2 separate regions of the Mus musculus genome follow, and region 1 is linked to region 2. The links are chromatin loops, found by intact Hi-C in ENCODE. Cell type or tissue: left cerebral cortex. All regions are shown on one strand. Each heading gives the region's core, and the rest is flanking DNA. Links, peaks and the distances in the headings are about the cores only. Region 1 holds the start of Ctsl (cathepsin L). Region 2 holds the start of Cdk20 (cyclin-dependent kinase 20).

Evidence for each region. A loop is a pair of places that touch in the nucleus more often than their neighbours do. Peaks named below come from ENCODE experiments on the same cell type or tissue, not always from the same donor. Only the 100,000 strongest peaks of a DNase experiment are listed, where the experiment ranks them.
Region 1: it touches region 2 in a loop (8-fold over the local background); 20 of 42 quality-filtered maps call a loop at or near these places.

What each region holds. Positions count from the first base shown.
Region 1 is chr13:64,364,407-64,372,733 of GRCm38, forward strand. It overlaps Ctsl (cathepsin L), which reads right to left and starts at 6,114. Exons shown (of 8, transcript NM_009984.4): 1 at 5,830-6,114; 2 at 4,622-4,758; 3 at 3,710-3,832; 4 at 3,454-3,600; 5 at 2,462-2,686; 6 at 2,073-2,235; 7 at 799-916. The coding sequence starts at 4,747. In left cerebral cortex, for the core only: no CTCF peak of the experiment used is centred there; DNase peaks (open chromatin) are centred at 37, 4,872 and 6,014; H3K4me3 peaks cover 2,263 bases; H3K27ac peaks cover 1,272 bases.
Region 2 is chr13:64,428,891-64,437,217 of GRCm38, forward strand. Cdk20 (cyclin-dependent kinase 20) reads left to right here and starts at 3,663. Exons shown (of 8, transcript NM_053180.2): 1 at 3,663-3,780; 2 at 4,087-4,200; 3 at 7,228-7,416; 4 at 7,603-7,724; 5 at 7,876-7,938. The coding sequence starts at 3,706. 1700015C15Rik (a long non-coding RNA gene) reads right to left here and starts at 3,546. Exons shown (of 3, transcript XR_873594.1): 1 at 3,464-3,546; 2 at 2,361-2,515. In left cerebral cortex, for the core only: CTCF peaks have their summits at 641 (motif pointing right) and 3,947 (motif pointing left); DNase peaks (open chromatin) are centred at 637 and 3,533; H3K4me3 peaks cover 1,432 bases; H3K27ac peaks cover 1,050 bases.

The DNA of each region.
Region 1 (8,327 bases), core at 23-8,022, 65 kb before region 2:
GGTGGCTCACTGAACCTGGAGCTCACAGCCCCCTAGTGCCCAGAACTGGGGTTACAGTTGTGTTATGCAGCCCATATGTGAGTGGTAGGAATCCAAGCATATATAGGTCCTCATGACTGAGTGGCAAGTACCTTATCCACCGAGTCATTGCCCAAGCCCCTCACTTATTTTGAGACAGGGTTGTGTGTAACCAAGGTTAATGCCACCAATTTTCTAAAAGCATGACACTAAGGCCAGTGTTGGGATAACCATGCCAGGTTGTATGCCGTGCTGGGAATTGAACCCAGAGTTTTGTGCATTGTAGGCAAGCACTTTGCCAACTATGCTATAGACTTAGCTCCCTCTTTTAAGAGGAAAATGAGGCAAACTAGGGAGCTTAATAGAAGAGTATGTTTCCACTTCCCATTACATCTCAATGAAAGATAGTTGTGAAAATTAATCCTGACAGGCTTTAAAAGGTTCTGAGATATGACAACAAAATGCAGATAATGCAGGGAGGCACACAAGCTGTACTTTCTGCTGGTTATTCCTTGTTGAAAACTAGAGAAAAAAAAAGAGCATGCTGAAATCATACAGCCTTACTGAAATTTTGGAGCCAAGTTTGGAAATTCACCATTACATATACATGTAGGTCTCCCCAACAAGCTTACTTTAGAATCTTAAATGCAGGGCTTTCACGCTGACTGAGAACAGCTTCCAGGATTTTAAAACTTAAACATCTGTGGACTTGCATCTACATATTGATTCCCCCCAATGAATACTCTTTTCAATTAAAGTATAACATTTAGAGTCTCTTACCTGTTCTTGACAAGCCAATATTTATTCTTATTTGAATCTGTTCCTTCATAGCCATAGCCCACCAACAGAACCCCATGGTCGAGGTTCTTGCTGCTACAGTTGGGTTCATAGTAGATGCCTGGCAGAGAAAAATGAACACTAAATAAGAGGTTGCTGTCACCACAGGACAGAAGCCCATTCTATCCCCCACAACAGGACTGTATCTCAAAATTCTGTAGCTTCACAGATCCCAAGCTGTGAAGATAATAGTCAAAAACCAGTAGTGACTATGCTGGGTGTGGTGGTACATGACTCATTCTCAGAACTCAGGAGGAGACAGCTCTCTTTGAGTTCAAGGCCAGCCTGCCATACACAGAGTTCCAGGCTAGGCAAGGTGACAGTGAAATCCTATCACAATATTTAAGATGGAGTTTTCTGTAGTCCAAGCTCCTCTCCCAACCTGCTATGTAGCCAAGGATGGGGTAAACTCCTGACCCTCCTGTCTCTGCCTCCTAAGTGTTGGGATTACAGGAATGAATACCATGCCTGGTTTATGTAGTGCCAAGACTGAACCAGGGTTTAAAGAATGCTGGGGAAAAACTACCTGAGCTACATCCCCACTCCCCTCAATTAAAAAAATATTCTATTGTTTTAAAGCCTATAATGGTAGGATCCATTTTCTAGCCAGATTAATAACCATAATCCTTGCTACTCTTAAATCTAAAGAAAAAGTTTATAGACAGAAAAGCTCTCTCCCTCTTTCCCTCCCTCCCCCTTCAGCCTTACAGCTGAACCACAGGTTCTTTAAGGCCCTAATTATAGCAATAAAAAAAAAATCTCTTGGAAAAAAATCCATATGTTGGAGAAGATTTATGTAAACTATGTTCTATCTATAGAGTAAGTCACAATAGTAAAAGAAATATTTCAGATGGTGAGATGGCTCAACAGGGAAAGGAACTTGTTAACAAGGCTCAGGGTCTGATTCTGGAAGCCACACACACCGGGAAGAAATGACTCCTGCAAGTTGTCCTCTAATCATCTCCCCCCACCCCCAATGCATTAAAACACTGAAAAGCAGAGGGTGCTGGAGAGAGCGGTCTCAGCAGTTAAGTGCATTCCCTGCTCTTACAGGGAACCTGAGTTTGGTTCCAGAACCCATATTAGACAGATGGCATACAACTACCTCAGTCCAGCACCAGGGGGTCTGATGCTTCAGGACTCCCAAGGGCATCTGCACGCACCCCTCCCCCAACATAAATCGCCAAAGTCAGGGAGGTGCTAATTCTGACCATTACCTGAACTATAGAACTGGAGAGACGGATGGCTTGCGTCCATAGCAACAGAAATAGGCCCCACAGTCGCCACAGCCTTCATGAGGGCTTTCTCTTGCTGAGGGATATCCACGAACCCTGTGTCATTAGCCACAGCGAACTCGGCTCTGTATTTACAAGATCCGTCCTTTGAAAGTTAAGGGGGAGACTTGATCACAACTGTTTACCTCTTAGAACATGAGCTCTAGAAACAAAACAGTGACTTGCAGCTCACGCCGTGTGAGGCCAATACTCAGAAACCATCCCTTGAACTAGAATGCTGTGAGTTACCCACTAAAGTATGAACTCTGAAAACCACATCTGGTAATGCTTCCTTTTCTGAAAACAAAGCCAGGATAAAACAAACCAATTACCTTCGCTTCATAGGGGTAAGACTCCTCCGAGTCCAGACCTCCATTTTCCTTAATGTACTGGAAAGCAAAATCCATCAGGCCTCCGTTACAGCCCTGATTGCCTTGAGCGTGAGAACAGTCCACAAGGTTCTGTTCACTCAGTGAGATCAGTTTGCCGGTCTTAAGGAACATCTGTCCTTCTAGGCAACCCGATGCGCTAAACGCCCAACAAGACCCGCACTGGCCCTGAAGAGAGAAAAAGGCTTGTAAGAGAAACAGCACAACAGCCTTTATACATGCACACTTTTTGTTTGTTTGAAACAAGGTCTCTATGTAGCCCTGGATGGCCTAGAAATCGCCCTGTAGACAGTATAGCCTTGAACTCAGAGATCCTCCTGCCTCTGCCTCCCAAGTGATGGGATTAAAAGTGTGTGCCACATCTCTCCCCACCCCCAGATATATTCATACTTAAAAAAAAAAAACAAGCCGGGCGTGGTGGCGCACACCTTTAATCCCAGCACTTTGGGAGGCAGAGGCAGGCGGATTTCTGAGTTCGAGGCTAGCCTGGTCTACAAAGTGAGCTCCAGGACAGCCAGGGCTATACAGAGAAACCCTGTCTCGAAAAAAACAAAACAAAACAAAACAAAAAAACAGTAAGACAGGAATCTGGGTAGGGCAATGTATGCCTGCAATCCACTAGAGAGATTAAGGCAAGAGGATCCTGGGTTTGAGGCCAGGCTGGGCTGGGCTGGGCTAGTATTGTGAGATCCTGTCTCATTCAGGATCCAAAAGAGCAGACAAAACAAAACACTGTGGTCAAGGCTAAAGCACAGAGGACAGAGTCTCATGGGGCCTGGCTCCTCTCAGGAGTTACTACCAGTTGATGGCTGCTGGGGGAGGGTAATCAAATCATTATCTTTAGTGATGCTGCACTCCCGCCCCTCCCCCACCTCGAGTCTCTTCCAAGTGTGGACCCTGGGGATCAAACTCAAGACTTCTCCCAGCCCTCATACCTGGTTCTTCACAGGAGTCACACAACCCTTTTCTCTCCAGTCCACAGACTTGGGGATCTTAAGCATCAGCGGTTCCTGAAAAAGCCTCCCCTTCTTGTGCTTCTGGTGGCGGTAGCCATTCACCACCTGCCTGAATTCCTCATTGGTCTTCCGGGAAGGGAGAAAAAAAAAAGTAGAAAAGGTGAGATAACTTTGTAGAAAGAAAATGGAGGAGAGGGCTCAAGAGTTCAAGAGTTCGCATCATGTCCCCACTCACCATGTCACCGAAGGCGTTCATCTCCATGGAAAAGCCGTGCTGCCCGTTGCTGTATTCCCCGTTGTGTAGCTGGATCATTCTCATGTTCTTCTCCCATATCGCTCTCCTCCACTCTTCCTCATTCTAGAGCAAGCACAGAACTGGCAGTTTTCATTTTTTGTTAATAGACAGGGGGAGCCAGATGTTGGCACAGGCTTTTAATTCCAGAGGCAGAGATGGTGCTGGAGAGATGGCTGTGTTTAAGACCATTTGTGGAAGACTCAGGTTTAATTCTCAGCACTCACATATGTTACTTTTTTTGAGACAGGGTTTCTTTTCTGTATAGCTCAGGCTGGCCTCAAACTCAGAAATCTGCCTGCCCCTGCCTCCCAAGTGTGCCACCACTGCCCGGCCATATGGTACTTTCTAACTAGTTCCAGAATGTACACAATACCCAGACATAAGTGTGGTATATATCACGAGTGACATATATCTCACTAACTAAATCTTAAATAAAAAAACCAATCCATCTGACCAAATGGATCTACTGGAACAGGAACAGCTACACACTCTGAAAGGCACCACTCCTCCCGAAAACACACAAAGGGATGTATGTGCTCTACTCTGCTCACAATGGATGTATGATTGGGCTATTCCTGCTAAGAGCTGGCCTCTAGAGACTACTCTCTGGCTATAAACTTCTGAGGGTTAGAGAGGGGGGTTGTGGGGGGAGAAAGAGGTGGGCAGTGGTGGCACATGACTTAAATCCTAGCACTGAGTTCACAGCCTGGTCCACAGAACAAGTTCCAGGACAGCCAGGGACACACAGAGAAGCACTGACTTGGAAAAACAAAAACAAAACCCAACCAACCAAACAAACACTTCCAAGGGCAAGGAAGACCATTCTCTCTAGACAATGTAAACACTACAAACCGTGCCATACAGTCTTCTGTGTGTGGACTTCCACTGGTGCCACTCTGCACTAAAGGTTTGATCAAATTTTGGAGTAGCTAAGGCTGTTCCCAAGCAGAGGACAGCCAAAAGGAGTAAAAGATTCATGGTTCAAACACCTAGGGAAGGAAAAAGAGGAAATGAGAATCCCACGGAAGCTTTCTCTTTTAAGGACAGTTTCTCATGTAGTTTAGGCTTTAAACTTTTTCAATGACCCATCTCTCAAGTTTAGGGATCCATGAGCCACCAGCCCAGCAGTAAACCGTTCTGAGTTGAAGCATCCTTGCACGTGTTAACAAATGTGATTATGAGTGGAGAAAAACAAGTCAGGAATTAATCTTTGGAGGTTCCTAGACTCTAGCTACTGAAACAAAAACAGCCTAGTAGTCATTGGAACAGGGGTAAACCCTTTTCTCTTGCTTTTTTTTTTTTAAGGATTTATTATTATACATAAGTACACTGTAGCTGACTTTAGACGCACAGAAGAGGGTGTCAGATCTCATTATGGGTGGTTGTGAGCCACCATGTGGTTGCTGAGATTTGCACTCAGGACCTTTGAAAGAGCGGTCAGTGCTCTTACCCGCTGAACCATCTCGACAGCCCCCCCCCCACTTTCTCTTATTATAGCGCCACGGTAGTCTTAAGTCTTCCGATATTGTATGCGTCAGAATCTTAAGAGGACAACTGGGTCCAGGTCATTTATTGACAAGTATTAGTGACCCCAAGTGGGCATACAGGAGTACCCAGAGGGTGGGTTGCCACCACACACTTTAACGCACAGCTGCACATCAGGCGAACTGAAGCCTCAAGGCGATGCCTCCTTATGCGATCTCAGTTCGGGTTAGGGGCCAAGCTGGGCCCGTCCGGGGGAGAGGGGGATGGGCGTCCGCTCCGCGCTCGCGGCCACCGCCCGCGAATGTTATGGCGGCACAAGGAGCCCTGGGTCCCGTGACCAGCTTGAGGGGGTCCCGCTGTCCCTACGGGTCCCGGCAGCCCGGAGTCACATGACCTGATGAAGACCCCGCTCGACAACAAGGGCCTATCACTTCGGGGAGGCCGAGGACACATCCTCGAGATCCTGGCCCATCCGGGGGTCTCCAGTCCGGGTTGCAGATGCTATGGTTCCCACATTCTAGATTCCCCTACCTGCCCTTGCTCGGGAAGCCTTTAAACCCGCGGGGGTCACTCACCTGAGGCGGCTAGCTGCGCACAAGAAGTCTGCAAACTCGGATCCCCGGAGGTCGCCGAGGTCCGAGAATCTGGAGGAACAGCGCCGGGCTCAGGCTTTAAAGCCTCTCAGGCTACAGCCCCGACAGGGCCCGCCCCCGCCCCGTCATTGGCTATGCCTGCCTCGGGGCGGAGCCTGCGGGAGTCCGGGCGCGTGACGCCGCCGGGTCGTAACCTGTCCTGTGGTGCAAGCCTTGGGGCGAGGCTGATCCACTTTGGAGGGTCCACGCCAGCGTGGTGCCTTGGTTCTGTAAGAAAAGCGTAGGAAAAAAAAGGCCTGCTGTGGAATTTCCACCTCAGCCATACCTTTCCTTTTGTATGAAAGTTGTAGATTAAAATGTGCAGGGTGGAGAGTTGCATAACCCGTGGTTTCTGTTTAACCCACAACAATGCTGATGTAAGTGGAAGAAGACAGAGCGGAGGACAGAGTCACCTCTCCAGGGTCTGGCTGGACGGGTGTCCATAGAATTTAGATCAGCACGTGGCTTCTAACGCCGCACTTCCTGCCTTACCTATACATGGATTGTTCCTTAGGAGCATTTCTCTCAAGTCTGGTAGAAATTCTTTTCGTGGCAGGCGGGGACGCGGCGGTGGGGGTGGGGTTGTAGGATGGTGGCTAGAAAAGAAAAGAAAAAAAGCGGTTGAGAACGATGGAGACTGTTTTCCTACTTTACATTATGAATTGTTTTTCTTACTTTCAATTTTTTTCTTTCTTTTTCCTTTTTTTTTTTTTTTTTGTCTTTTCGAGACGGGGTTTCTCTGTGTAGCCCTGGCTGTCCTGGAACTCACTCTGGAGACCAAGGCTGGCCTCGAACTCAGAACCGCCTGCCTCTGCCTCCCAAGTTTTGGGATTAAAGGCATGCGCCACTTCTGGAATTTGATAAATTCGCTGGAAAAGATATAAGTATGTGTTTGAGATAGGGGTTATAGGGTTTAATAATGTAGACCAGGCAATCACAGGCATCCTGGTTTTGCCTCTCAAGAGCCGGGATTAAAGCTATCTCCGAGCTATCCGCTTTAGTTTCCTCTTCCTCACTCAAGAAGAGTAATATTTAATAGAAGGCTGTAGTTGTGTAGCTTGAAGAAATTACTTGGATAGAGAAAAAATATATATACAGGTATAGGTAAGATTGAAAGAAAATAATTCGGTAAAGTGTAATTTTTTTTTAGCCATATAAGATTTTTTTTATTGGCTATTCTGTTTAGAAGCTTTATAATATTTGAGTTTGGTTAATTTCAGTATGTGATTTTTAAAAATTTGTATTGTCTTTTTTTTTGTTTTGTTTTTGTTGTTGTTTTTGTTTTTGAGACAGGGTTTCTCTGTGTAGCCCTGGCTGTCCTGGAACTCACTCTGTAGACCAGGCTGGCCTCGAACTCAGAAACCCGCCTGTCTCTGCCTTCCAAGTGCTGGGATTAAAGGCGTGCGCCACTACTGCCTGACTTGTAATGTCTTTTATAATAGTATTTAAAATATTTTCTGAGACAGGGTTTTCAGTGTAGCCTTGGCTGTCCTGGAATTTGCTCTATAGATGAGGCTGTCCTCAAAACTCACAGAGATCCGCCAGCCTCTGCCTCCCAAGTACTGGGATTAAAGGAGTGCGCCACTACCTCCTGGCCCTAAAAGAAGTATTTTTTTAAAAGTGATTTAAAAGATCACGTTCAGGGCTTGGTGAGATTGCTTAGTGTTAAAGAGTTGCCTGAACCCAAGCCTAAGTTCAATCTCAGAGATCTATATGGTGAAAGAAGAGAGCCAAAAGTTGTTCTCTGACTTTTGTATGTGCTGTTGGCACATGTACACCTCCCCGAAAATGAGGCTTTTGTTGTTGTGGTTGTTTTTTGAGACAGGATTTTTGATTTCCTGGCTGTCCTGGAACTCCCTTTGTAGACTGGGCTGTCCTGGAACTCAAATAAATCTGTTTCTGCCTCCCTAGTGCTGAGATTAAAGGTGTGCATCACCATACCTAGCTGCAACATGAGTTTTTAAAAAGTGTCTTAAGAGGCGTGGTGGTGCACGCCTTTAATCCCAGCACTTGGGAGGCAGAGGCAGGCGATTTTCTGAGTTCGAGGCCAGCCTGGTCTACAGAGTGAGTTACAGGACAGCCAGGGCTACACAGAGAAACCCTGTCTCGAAAAAAAACCAACCAACCAAACAAACAAAAAAACCCCAAAAAAACTTTAAAAAGCATATTCATACTGGGCCTGGTGGCAGATGCTTAAATTCGAGCACTCTCGAGGTCAAGCCAAGCAGATCTCTGTGATTTCTTGAGCCCAGTCTACATAGTGAGGGCCAGCCAAGGCTATATACTGAGACCCATTTCATAAGACAACAATGAAAAGAGTATTCATTATGGAAAAAATAATAAGCATTCCTTGTCTCCTCCATAACTATTTTCTAGTTTTTTTTTTTTAAACAAAAACGAGGTGAGCTCAGTAGTTCAGAACCCTCCCTGCTTTTCCAGAG
Region 2 (8,327 bases), core at 134-8,133:
GTTTGCAGAAATCTGAGTGCTGGGATTTAAGGCACCACCACCCCTGGAGGATAATTTCACTTACTTTCAAAGAAACAATAAATACTGATTACAAATTGCTTCTTTAATTTTTTTATTACATTTTAACTTATGTATTCATCGATGTTGGCTCACACCATAGCACATGTGTGGAGGTCAGAGATCAGCTTGAAGGATTCAATCTCTCCTTCTATCATGTGGGCCTGGGGATGGAACTCAGGTTGACAGGTTTGGTGGCACTCACCTTTACCTGCTGAGCCGTCTCACTGGATCCTTCTCTCTCTCTCTCTCTCTCTCTCTCTCTCTCTGTCTCTCTCTGTCTGTCTGTCTCTCTCATTCTCTGTCTCTCTCTCTGTCTGTCTCTCTCATTCTCTGTCTCTGTCTCTGTTTCTCTCTGTCTCTCATTCTCTGTCTCTCTCTGTTTCTCTCTCTCTGTTTCTCTCTCTGTTTTTCTCTCTGTTTATCTCTCTGTGTTTTTCTCTCTCTGTGTTTCTCTCTCTGTGTTTTTCTCTCTCTCTCTCTCATATAAAGAAACAAAGCAGAATGACTAAGGAACAGGCAGGTGATAAACGCTGTTCTGAGTTCTGTCTGCTTAGGCCTTCCATGCTTCAGACACTAGGTGTCAGCAGAACACCTTGCCTTTCTCTGATCTCTACTGCCAGTCAGGACAGTACTTTTTTTTTTCTTCTTTTAATTAAATGTATTTTTTGTTTGTTTTTTTGACAGTTTCATACAATGAGTACTGTATTTACATCATTTCATCTCCAATTTCTTCTGTCTCCTCTTACTCCCTCTTAAATTCATGACCTCTTCTTTAATTATTATTGTTACACATATACACATATGTACATGAGCGTGCGCACACGCACACACACACACAAACTCATTTAGTTTTGCTTATATGTATAGGAGTGACCAATTGGACTGGATAGCCTATTAGGGGACTTCTCCCTGGAGAAAACTGATTTCCCTTCTTTCTTAGAATTCTCTCAGCTACTGAGACATTGAACTCTGTAGTACAGGCTGGTTTTGAACTCATGATCTTTCTGCCTTTCAGCATCCCAAAGTGCTGAAATCACAGGCTGCACTACCTGGAAGGGGGCTGATGATGCTTTCTGTTTTTAAGTATAAGAAGTTTTTCTTTCCCTTTAAAAACTCTTTTAGAACTTTATACATATTCAGCTCACGATACTGACATCCGTTGACAGTGAAAGGGAAGTTATTGCCTCAGGACCCCAAATTCTTAACACGAAGATTTATTTACCCCAGAGGGCAGGGGATAAGAGACAAAGACAGGAGATAGAGGACGAAGGAGAAGAGGGGGAGAGGAGGCAAGTATATTTGTCCCAGGATGACAAAGGACTGCTTTTGGATAGAGAAAAGACAGACATGGCCCATAGGCAAATGGTGGTTTATAAAGGTAAAGGGAAAAACCCATATTAGGATGGGGTGTTTAATTTTAATTGGACATGTTAATTAGGTGAGCCAAAGGGGGCTTTTAATTCCCGACTTTAATACTTTGATAGCTGGACACTGGTAGCAGCCTCAGGAGGAAGAATTGGCCAAGAAGGAACCAGACCTTGGTGGCTTGCTTTAGGAATGTAATTTAACTTTTTTTTTTTTTTTAGCAAGGCAGAGGGAATTGAGAAGAAGGGCAAGGCAAGTGGGCCAATGTCCCTTTGGAAAGCGGAAAGGCTTCAGCAAAGGTCTGGAACTCACAATATTGGGTGAGACAAACTTTTCAAAGAGAATAGTCTTGTCTAATCCCAGGACTTGGGAGTCAAAGGCAGGTGGACATCTGTGAGTTTGAGGCCAGCCTGGTTTACAGAGTGAGTTTCAGGTCAGCTAGAGTAATACTGTGTGGCCCCTGTCTCAAACAATAAACAAACAAACAAACAAAACCCCAGTGTATTAGTTTTGGATATCAATGCTACAATCTCCTTAATTCAGAGGTAATTAGCCAATGAAAGCTACACTCAGCATACAATCAAGGATAAGCTCAAATTCCTGGGCTTCTGCCCCCTCACGCTCCCTCTACCCCCTAGTCCACACTTGGATTTCCTTTTTCTGATTTAAACCTAGGCGTAGTGTGTGCCACAGGTATGGCAAAAACTTTCACTTATCTCATTCCCTGAGAAGAGGGTCCCACAGCCAGTCCATAGAGCCTGGCTAGTTTCATATTCTATTTAAAAGTTTCGTTTCTTTTGGGTTTGAGAAAGTCTCACACTGTAGCTCAGGCTGGCCTGGAACCTGAGGCAATCCTCCTGCAACTCCTAGTCTCTCTAGTATTGGGATTGTAGGGAGTGAGCAACCACCCCTGAAACACTTTTTAACAAACGCACACAAAAGTGGTAATTTCTTGGCATCCTTGCCTTCCCACGTTAGTGTAGGTTCTTCTCCCCTCTCTTCTGTCTTGATTTCTCCACAGCTTTACCATGTTAGCAGGTAACCTTGTCCATACTGGCTTCGTACTTGAGATTCTCTTCGTCTTGGCCTGCTGGATACAAGAGTTATAGTCAGAACAACTGTATCAGGTTTATCATCTACGTTCCTGATAGTAATCATCCTAAAGGGTGTAAGATATCTTATTGTGGTTTGATTTCATTTTTCCTAATTAGTAGGGGTGCTGGTCGTCATCTCATATACTTGTGGACACCTCTCTCTATTTTGAGATAAGGTCTCTTATTAAGCAGGATGCATCGCACTGTGTAGATTAATAAGACCCTGTCAAGTACTGGGACGGCAGATGTGATTTAGAGCAACCAACATAGGTGGTACAGGGAGTCGAACCAAAGGCTTTTGTTCACTCTAGGCAAGCACCTCACCAAAGGAGCTTTATCGTCAGTGCTAGTAAGCTTTTTAAAAAAGGTACTTGGATTCATGATGCCCTTTGGGGACCAAAGACCCAAGTGATTCTCCATGTGATGGTTTGTATATGCTTGGGCTAGGAAGTGGCACTATTAGCAGGTGTGGTCTTATTAGAGTAGGTGTATCACTGTGGAAGTGGGTTTTAATACTCTTGCTGTCTGGAAGCGAGTCTTCTCCGAGCAGCCTGCAGTTGAATATGCTCCTCCTGCAACATACCTGCCTGGATGCTCCATGCTCCCTCCTTTGATAACAAAGGATGAATTTTTGAACATGTAAGCCAGTCCCAATTAAATGCTGTCCTTATAAGAGTTACTTTGGTCATGGTGTCTGTTCACAGCAGTAAAATCCTAACTAAGACACTCCACGACTCAGCTCTGTGCTTGTCTGCAACAATGATTTGCGTCAGTTACAAAGAGGCCTAAATGTAGAGAGCGGCTGAGTGAGTGCCTGCCACCTGATACTCTTGCTGGTTTCTGGAAGTCTTCCACCAGATCCACCTCCCTACCAGAGGCTCCGCCTCTGGGCGAATGAACACACCCTTTACATGCGTAGCCCTGCCCCTCTCAGCCCCACGCACCAGCGTTTCTTGTCACGTGGTGCTATGGCCACGTCCTGGAGCGTTAGATTACGATAGAGTGACTGCCGAAGGCTGCGGAAAGGTGCTGCCTAGAGGGGATGCAGATTCCTGACTGAGCTCAGCACTGGTCTTTCCGGTCACGTGCTTTACGGAGCAGCTGCTAGACGCGTTATTGCTAGGCAACGCTTGCAGGAGCCTATGCTGGATCCCTGTAGAGTAGGATCTGGGCACCGCGGGCCGACATGGACCAGTATTGCATCCTCGGTCGCATCGGGGAGGGCGCCCACGGCATCGTCTTCAAAGCCAAGCACGTAGAGGTGAGACCATGCCGCACGTGCAGTCCGAGGGATGCCCACTGCGCTCCCTCTGCAGTCTTTCCGTGTAGAGATCTGCTAGCGCGCGCGGGCGCGCCTCAGAGGTCTCTTTAGGATACTTGGCGGGGTCCCATCTGTGGCGATCCCGCTTCCAGCGGCCGGACTGCGGGAGCGCGACCCCTGGCGGTCGGTTCAGATCTTCCCGACTTAGGGGCGGGTCTCTGTGGGGTGTCTCGCTCCTGGGGTGTTCTCTCCCTGCCCCTACCTTGCCAAAGGTCTCTGGCAGTGTCGGCACTCTTTCCTGCACAGACTGGCGAGATCGTTGCCCTCAAGAAGGTGGCCTTGCGGCGGCTGGAGGATGGTATTCCTAACCAGGCCCTCAGAGAAATCAAGGCTCTGCAGGAGATAGAGGACAGTCAATATGTGAGTGGGGCTGGGCTCAGGTGGTCATGCAGGGCTCGGGTGAACAAGACCGGTGGCAGGTTCCAAGACAGCAGCTTCTCGACCACTTTCATTCATTTCCATCCCTCTCTACTCACCAGTATACACTTTAAAGGAGTCCTTTCTAATCCCCATTCTGCCCCCTCCTGCTTACTCCTTATTTATGCTCCCAGATCCACTCTCACCTGAGTACTTAACCCTCCCATTCTCTCTCATTTACACACCCATTGCTCATATGTTTATGCATCCCCCCCCCTTTAACTATTGTGTGTGTTTCTTTTTGTTTTCTCCTTTCCTTCCTATACCTGCTCTCCCACCTTCCTTATGCTAGACAGGTGCTGGGCCATTAAATTATGCCCCTAACCATGCTGACTTCTCAGCAGTTTGCACCCGTTGAGCCCCTACTTTGTTCTGAAGGATATCTTAAAGACTTTCATGTGTGGTCACCCTCCGTTCACCCTGCTTTTCTCTCTTTCTTTCTTCCTTTCTTCCTTCCTTTCTCTTTCTCTCTCTTTCTCTCTCTCTCCCTCTTTCTTTCTTTCTTTCTTTCTTTCTTTCTTTCTTTCTTTCTTTCTTTCTTTCTTTCTTTCTTTCTTTCTTTCTTTCTTTCTTTCTTTCTTTCTCTTCAGGGTCTTTGTTAAGCACAGGGGAATGCTTGGCTTTTATCATCAGCTCATGGGTCTGCAGCTGAGTGACACTGCCAGAATGCCCCTGGGGCCTCCTAAAAATTCTGGCCTGTACACAGCACTAGTGACACTGAGGAATTGGTCTCAGTCTGATTCCTGAGAGCTTATGTGTGATGGAATCAGTTTGTGTGCTCCTGTATTGTGAAGTGTAGTGGTGTGTGCCTCAAAATTTACTGCAGATGAGATATGTGTTCATACCTCATCTTTATAACATGAGATATGTGTTTATATATGTGTACTGTGTGTAACATGTGTACTGTCTGAATGTAGGTGTGTATTTTTATTTGTTCCAATGCTGGTTTACTGCCAAAATAAAACCTTCACTAAGGTGGTTCCTTTTTGTTGTTGTTGAAAATAAAAGGGCTTTCCAGGCAGCTTATGTGTGGGACAGGTGGTTCAAGACCCATAAGGATGCTGATGATTGACAGCCGTCCTGACGTTGCCATTTTACCTGGTTAATTAATTTATATTTAACTTTATGCGTAGGAACATTTTGCATGTGTTTATGTGTGTGTACTGTGTGTGTGCCTTGTGCCCATTGAGGCCAGAAGAGGGCATCATATTCCCTGGAACTGGAGACGGATGGTTGTGAGCCACTATGTGGATGCTGGGAACCAAATCTGGGTCCTCTCCAGGAGCGTCAAGTACTCTTAACCATTGAACTGTCTCTCTAGTCCCAAGTTTTCATTAAAAAAAAAACAAAAACAAAACCAAACAAAAACCAAAAAACTAGGGGATGGGGAAATGGCTTGGTGGGAACTGTTAATCCAGGTGAATGTCAGGTGGGTGCGATACTCCACCTGTGAGTCCAGTACTTATAAGGTACTGGACAGGAGACCCCTGGAGCAAGCTGGTTAGTCAGATTAGTGTATTGGGAAGGCTCTGAATTCAATAGGAATACATTGCCTCGACACATAATGTAGAGAGCAATTAAAGAGAAGACTCAGGGCTGACCAGATGGCTCAGTGGTTAAGAGCACCAACTGCTCTTCCGAAGGTCCCGAGTTCAAATCCCAGCAACCACATGGTGGCTCACAACCATCCATAACGAAATCTGATGCCCTCTTCTGGAGTATCTGAGGACAGCTACAATGTACTTACATATAATAAATAAATAAATCTTTAAAAAAAAGGAGAGAAGACCCATGACTTCAGCCATGGGTACATCCAAACACACAGATGCATGCAAAAAACATGGAGTAGATTTGTCCCCAGTCTTTCTATCTTCTTCACTAGCTACCTCTTCTTAGGCATCCCTTCAGGAACTAGCATCCATATAGGTTGCAGGAGCACGGGACAGAATAGACATGTTCATCCCCTAAAGGATGTACTACTATTCAGCTGGACTTTGTGGTTCACACCTGTAATCCCAGCACTTAGGGAGTGGAGGCAGAAGGATGCAGAGTATTAGGTCATCTTCTTCTACATGGTGAGTTCAAGTCCTTTCCAAAAAGACACTTACTTCTTGTCCCTCTAGCCATCTCTGCTAGTCTTTGGCCCTTGTACTTTTTTGTTTCTGTTTTCCATGCTCAGACCTCCTCCCCAGACCTACCTCTGACCAAACTCCTTCTTTTTTTTTTTTTTTTTTTTTTTTTTTTTTTTTTTTTTAGTTTTTTGAGACAGGGTTTCTCTGCATAGCTCTGGCTGTCCTGGAACTCAGTCTGTAGACCAGGCTGGCCTTGAACTCAGAAATCCGCCTGCCTCTGCCTCCCAAGTGCTGGGATTAAAGGCATGCGCCACCAACTGCCCGGTGACCAAACCCCTTCTAAATAAAGTATACACACTTCCTTTGCTCTCTCACAGTCCCACCGCCTTCTAGTCCTATACCTTCCATTTATTCCCTGTTTTCTAAGCTCCTCAAGTCCTTGCATCCTAGCTCACTGCCCTGTGCAACCTGGGCCTTAAGATATCGGCAACTATGGTGTCTGATGTGCCTTCATTGTTCCAACACTGGGGGAGATGCGATTTCTGGTTCTGTTCCCAGGTTGCTGGGATTTCCTGGTCCTAGAGGTAATGGGTGACAGTTGGTACTTGAGTGTACCTCTCTAGGTGATGTGCCATGTGGATAGGATGGGTTGAGCAGTGGAATGCTTGCTGCTGTCCACTAAGTCACCTGATCTTTTCCCTAATTAGTGGGAGAGTAGAGGCCATCTTATCTCTGGATAGCAGAGCACTATGAGCCCTGAGCTCCCTGGTCCCTGTTTCAGCCTAGCCAGGTCTTCTGTCAGGGCCTGGGCTATTGGTGCTGCTGGTAGCGGGGTGGGAGCCAAGGAGGGCTGGAGGCCAGTCTAGACTCTGGAGGCTTATGGGATGTCTGTCCTCAGGTGGTGCAGCTGAAGGCTGTGTTCCCACATGGTGCGGGCTTTGTGCTGGCTTTCGAATTTATGCTGTCGGACCTGGCAGAGGTGGTGCGCCATGCCCAGAGGCCCCTGGCCCCAGCACAAGTCAAGAGCTACCTGCAGATGCTGCTCAAAGGTGTTGCGTTTTGCCATGCCAACAACATTGTGCATCGGGTTAGTACCAGTATGGGCTTTGTTGGGCCGGGGTGAGCTAGTCCTTGAAGAGGGTGCAGTCAGAGGGTCTTGAAGTAAGCAGCCAGAGGTATGGCTCTAAAGGAAATGGGGGCCTGGCTGCCTATCCCCCTGTCCCGAAGCCCTGACTAGGTACAGGGGACTGATGCTTCTTTTTTGTATGCACAGGACCTGAAGCCTGCTAACCTGCTCATCAGTGCCTCAGGCCAGCTCAAGATAGCTGACTTTGGCCTGGCCCGGGTCTTCTCTCCGGATGGTGGTCGCCTCTACACACATCAGGTGGCCACCAGGTAGTGGGGCTCTATCCCTGCCAGCCCTCTCACTGGGGAAGAGATACGTCTGCACCTTCTGTCCAGGCATGGGCTGTGGGCCTGGGATGTAGCTTCTTATCAGACCAGCACAATCCAGCTGTGATCTCAACCCCTTTTTCCCCTCCCCCAGGTGGTACCGAGCTCCTGAACTCCTGTATGGCGCTCGGCAGTATGACCAGGGCGTTGACCTATGGTGAGATACTTGGGGCAGGTGAGGGTCATGTGGGCTGTGGGGATGTTCTGTCTGGTTAGAGAGTAGTCTGAGCAGCTTTGGATCTGTGTTCTTCACGCTGATGTTTCTGAGTTGGTGTGGGGAGGGTTAGGAGGCTAGTCTCAGGTGAGAGGCTTCTGGGAATGGGGTAAGGTAGTCTGGGGTACAAGGCATGTAGTATGTTTTGTCATCTGAATTGAGGATGAGATAGTTGTGAGCTAAAGTGAAGCTTGGGTCCCTAGGTATGAGGGTTCAGCATTTTGGGGGACTAGGGAGATAGTTTGTGGTGTTCAGAGGTCTGAGATTTGGGTTATTTTGCATTTATGCCCCGCCCCCAAATCGAGGAGGAGCTGGGTAGCCCAGACATGAGG